Regions from separate parts of the Homo sapiens genome. Here region 2 is linked to region 1. Evidence: chromatin loops called from intact Hi-C (ENCODE). Cell type or tissue: B cell. All regions are shown on one strand.

Region 1 (2,500 bases):
AGCCCCAGCTACTCAGGCGGCTGAGGTGGGAGGACTGCTTGAGCCCAGGAGTTTGAGGCTGCCGTGATCTATGACCATGCCACTGAACTCCAGCCTAAGTGACAGAGCAAGACCCTATCTCTAAAATAAACAAAAACAAGTTTAAAAAAAGAAAATAATTTCAGGCTGAGCGCGGTGGCTCATCCCTATAATCCCGGCACTTCGGGAGGCCAAGACAGGAAGATCGCTTGGGGCCAGGAGTTCGAGACCAGCCTGGGCAATACAAGACAAAAAAATTAATAATAATAAAAAAAAATTCATGACCCCAGCAGTGCAACATTAAACTAACCTCCAGGTCCCTCCAAGCAGGGCTGCCGTGAGACTGCCCGTTTCACAAATGCATGAAGCCAGCCCTAAGTCTTTAGTGAGTGGAGCTTCTTTTGATAAGAGCCCAACACCTGGCTAGCAGACTCCAGTTTTGGAGCCCAAGTCTGCCCAGATTTGAAAGCCCCAGCTCTGCAGCTTCTGAGCTGGGTGACTCTGGGCAAGTCACTCAACCTCTCTGGGCCTCAGCTTCCCCATCTGCAAAACAGGGATAATAAGTATGGACTTCATAAGTCATGGTGAGGACCCCATGAGTGATAAACATGATCACGACAGAGCTGCTGCTGTCTTTGCCAAGGCAAAGGATAACGGAAACGTGGGTGTCTCACACCAGGACCCCAGTGTCCGCCCGATGTGGTGGCGCTCACCACTTCGAGACAGGCGGCGAGTGATGTCCTGTTTTGTCCCCTCCCTATACACACATACACACATACCAGCCACTCTTTCCCATCAGGCCCCAGCCCAGCCCTGTCCCCTTAGGGTCTGGAGGCGCCAACTGGGAGCAGGCGAGGCCCCGCAGGGCGGCCAGCCTCCCTGGGCCGCCTCCGGAAGTGAGACAGCACATTCGTGTCCCAGGGACGAGAACGGGAAGGGCGGCCATTTGGCCAGGCTCGTTTCCTGTGGGGTTTCCCCTGCACAGAGCCCAGGGCCGGGGCCAAGGCCACTCCCCATCCCCGCAGGCACAAAAGGTCTGGGTCTTGAGTGGAAGGGGTGCTGCCATGCAGGTGCCCAGGAGACAGGGTCCCCTTTACCAATCATGGTGCACTTCTCAGGCTCTTGGGAGATGGTGTCCAGGGGGAAACCAAGCTCCTAGCAGCTGGAGGCATGAGGGAGAGGGCGGGCCCCTGGGCTGGGGAGCAAAGCAGGCCCCAGGCTGCATCAGGACACCCCGGCCAGCCAATGCATGTGGGTATGCCTGAATACCCCCTCCAGACAGCGTGTGCGTGGACCAGACACACAAGGGTATGTATGTGTACCGCTACCCCCCCAACCCCATGCTCCAAGAATGAATCAGGGGCAGCTTCCGCCGGGGGCGCCACCACCACCTCCGCCCCCAAGCCTGGTCCCCAAATACTTTCCACCCTCACAGAGCAGCTGGGATCGGAAAATACCAAGGGCTGCAGGCCCCGCCCTGCCCGCCGCGCCACCCGCCCTCCCAGCCTGTCACTAACGCTTTGCCTAATGGGCCCAGACTCTCAGCAGAAGCTCCGTGGGCTGGGCCTCGAGCCAGCCGCCAACCTGGGCTGCCCGGCCAAGCGCCGCCTGACCAGGAGCCCCCCGCCCCTCTGCCCCAATCCCAGTGCAGCGACAATAACAACCGCCCCGATGGGCAGCCCTCAGAGGGTGGCACTGGGTAGGGAAAGTCAGGGCACTGACAAGTGGGTGGGCCCCGCTGCCCACCCAGGGCTGGGGTGGGGGGAGGCTCAGGAAGGGGTGAGTAAGTGAGGGCTGAATCACTTGTTATAAATAGGGGAACCATGAAAGTGACATCCCAGCCCCCATTGCGTCCCGCCAGTCCACACTCTAACCCCCACTTAGACTTTAATCTTTCCCAGACCAATCACAGAATTCCCAGGGGCCCCCTCACCTTCATGTTGGGAACCCTTAGTAGAGTGGTACACCCCGTCATCAGGTCCACCCCTGCCTTCTCCCCACATAGGTACATTTTGCAGTGAGGGCCTGGCTGTGGGGGTCCCCTGGCCTTGAATGCAGTCACTGGTGTCTGCGCCCTATCCACCTCCCTCAACGCACCGATTCCCAGGCCCAAGGCTCAGGGCCTCTAGGCTCTCCAAGGCATTCTCAGGGTGTGGGCCACCACAGTCCTGGAGGGTGACCCCAGAACCTAGGCCAGGCGGGAGGCCAGGGGGCTTGGCATCTTCGAAGTCAGTTCCCCAGGCACCGAGGCCCCACATCCTAGACCACCCAGCCCTGCTCTGCCCAGGGCCACAGCTCAGTGACCACACCCAGGGTGGCGCCAGCTCCAGCACCCTGGGGCAAGGCGTCGCTGGAGCGTGACTCAGCCGTGCCCAGCATGGCGGCGCCCTTCTCTGCCCAGGGATTCTCACCCACACCCACTGCCCTCCGCTCAACATCCTTCCCAGGCGACCGGCCCTAAAGGACACACCTTCCCCAGACA
Region 2 (2,500 bases), 150 kb after region 1:
ACCACGCCCAGCTAATTTTTGTGGTTTTAGTAGAGACGGGGTTTTGCCATGTTGGCCAGGCTGCTCTTGAACTCCTGGCTTCAAGTGATCCGCCCGCCTCGGTCTCTCAAAGTGCTGGGATTACAGGCATGAGCCACTGCACCTGGCTGACAGTAAGAGCTTTTATTACCCATTTTCAGACAAGGCAACAGAGACCAGAAGCAAGGAAGTGATCTGTCCAAGGTCAAATGCACCATCCACCGTGCAGGCCATGACGCAGGTTCCCCTCTGGGCCCACACGAACCTCATACCACATATGGAACCGGAGTCACTGGTTCTGCCTGGGCTGCGCCCCAAGGGCAGTGATGTGTGAACTTGGGTATATGGGCACAGGAAGGAAAGTAAGCTGGGGGTCTACGGGGACCCCTCAAAGTCTGAAGTATCCAGACTGGGTCTCGGCTGTCCAGGCAGGGCACAGGAGGGAGAGGGGCCTGGACAGGGCAGGAGGGCTATTCAGGGCAGATGCAAAGGCCAAGTCAAGGGCAGAGCGCAGGAGTGTGTGTTGGGGGCGGGGGTTGCCAGATGTGGGAGGTGTTGGGGGAGGCCTCCGCGTAGCCGCATGTGGGCTGTGGGGCATTTGGTCAATCCCATGCCTGCCTGACCAGCTACCTGTGCAGCCAATTCCACAGGCCCTAATCCCTGTGTTTTGCTGGAATCTTCCCTGGCATCTGCTTTAGGCTTCCCAGCCCTGAGCCATAAGGGAGGAGGCCCTTGCTGAGAGGGCCCCTCCTGGGAGAAACCCGAGACAGCCCCGAGTCATGTGACCGGCACTGCACACCTGGGTCCGTGGGGTCCAAGGACTCAGGCCCAGCCTAAGGGATGGTGTCTCACCCAGGAAGCTCAAGGTGGGCAGGGAGTGGGGGGCTGGCCCCCCACCCTCTCCAGGGCTCAGGGGCTGGTCGCTGAGCAGGACCTACAGCAGGAGGAGGCCTGGGGACCTGCTGAGACCAGGTGGCTGTCTCCAGGAAGCAGCCTTGCCCGTCTCCTGCCTCTGGGGTAGCCCTCAAGGCTGGGACCCCGCCTGCCAGCCCAGGAGGGCGCCAGGGGATGCGCCACGAGGCTAACAGGTGAGCCTGAGTGACTCATGCGGATGAGGGCTTCCTGTGCAGCCATCCCTGTCTGCCTGCGGCCGGGGCAGGGCCCCTCCACCACTGGGTCTGGCCCTCGCTGTGTTTCAGGGAGGAGAAGCCAGGAGGGGAAGTGGGGGGTGGCACTGAGTCTGCGAGCGAGCGTCTGCATCTATCTGCCGGAGATCGCCACTCTGGGCATGCGCAGGAGGCCAGGGAGGCCCCCACTGTCTCAGGAAACGGCGGCCGATTTCCTGTCTCTGAATCTGACACATTAACATCTCTGAGCAGTGGAATGACTCTGACAAGTGGGCACCCATCCTCCCCGGGCCCCGCACTTCCCCATCTAGACCTACTCAAACCTTAAATGAGCTACTTGGGGGAGCCCAGGGGAGGCCCTAGAGGCTGGACTCCTGGCATCCACCCTGGGGGCCTGGCCCCCTTCCCCATAGACAGATGGGGCCACCTGACCCTCTGCCTCCTGCCCCTGGGCTCCCTGGGATGATGTCAGTCAGGGGCTCCTGGAGGGGCCCCTGCTGCCCCCAGTGTCCTCTATCCCTTGTCTGCTCCAACCTCAGTTTCCCCATCTGTGCTTGGGAATGCTGACAAACACACTCCACTTCTCTGTCTGGACACAAGTCTTCTTGGCCCCCCTAGAACTCCAAGTGAGAGAGAAGCAGGGAAGAAGGGCCGGACTCGGCCCCTCCTTCGGGGCGGCCCCTGTTCCCTGCAGGCCGGCTCGGTTTCACCTTCCCAGGAGTGGCTGCCAGAGCCCACAGCACTCTCCTTCCGCCTTGGGTTCTGGGAGAGTCTGATGGCCTCTGAGGACAGGGATTTATGGATCTAGTATTGTTCCTGACCAGGGAAACTTGATCTTCCTTCCTACCACCTCCAAAGTCACCTTTAGGCAGGGCAGGCAGGGACCGGGGCTGGGTGAGCTGTGTCTGGTTTGGTGTCGGCTGGTGTCCAGCCCCAGGCTCCAAGTCTGGGTCCAGGCCCCTCCCTTCCTCTTCCCTGCCACCTCCCTGGGTCCCTGGTCAGCTCCGATTGCTCCTGGCTTGGGAGAAGTCCTAGGTGCCTTGTGGCAGCCTTCACTGGTGTCAGTTACTCCTGCTTCCCCGGCGCTCACGTGGCCCCGGCCACCCTTAGATGAGGAAGGACGCTAACCTGGCAGAGGGTCAGGGAGGAAGGCTGGGGAGTTACTGCAAGGGGTGGGGGAGGGGACAGCTGGCAGGGCACAAGCCAACCTCCTCTTCCTCAGAACAAATCCAGGAAGCATTGCCCAGTGACCCTTCTGGGGACAGGCTGGCACCTGCCAGAATGTGGAGTGGCAGGGAAATGAAATTCCCTGGGACCACTGTGAAAGGCGACTAAGCTACCGCCTGACCAAAGTG

What was found. Hi-C counts contacts between places; a loop is a spot of excess contacts. Peaks named below come from ENCODE experiments on the same cell type or tissue, not always from the same donor. Only the 100,000 strongest peaks of a DNase experiment are listed, where the experiment ranks them.
Region 2: a loop joins it to region 1, with 19 times the contacts of the local background. A loop is called at or near these places in 2 of 110 quality-filtered maps.

The regions. Positions count from the first base shown.
Region 1 is chr19:13,838,265-13,840,764 of GRCh38, forward strand. It overlaps MIR23AHG (miR-23a/27a/24-2 cluster host gene), which reads right to left. Exons shown (of 1, transcript NR_036515.2): 1 at 1-2,500. Among named protein-coding and RNA genes, the nearest start is that of MIR23A, 2.9 kb to the left of the region's middle. RefSeq lists enhancers at 328-437, 468-687, 908-1,007 and a silencer at 1,428-1,657. In B cell, no CTCF peak of the experiment used is centred here; DNase peaks (open chromatin) are centred at 86, 987, 1,527 and 2,327; H3K4me3 peaks cover 1,697 bases; H3K27ac peaks cover 2,390 bases.
Region 2 is chr19:13,985,329-13,987,828 of GRCh38, forward strand. The region is part of intron 2 of RFX1 (regulatory factor X1); the gene reads right to left. Among named protein-coding and RNA genes, the nearest start is that of RFX1, 20 kb to the right of the region's middle. RefSeq lists enhancers at 1-804, 831-880, 1,696-2,500. In B cell, no CTCF peak of the experiment used is centred here; DNase peaks (open chromatin) are centred at 273, 1,283 and 2,385; H3K4me3 peaks cover 1,883 bases; H3K27ac peaks cover 2,500 bases.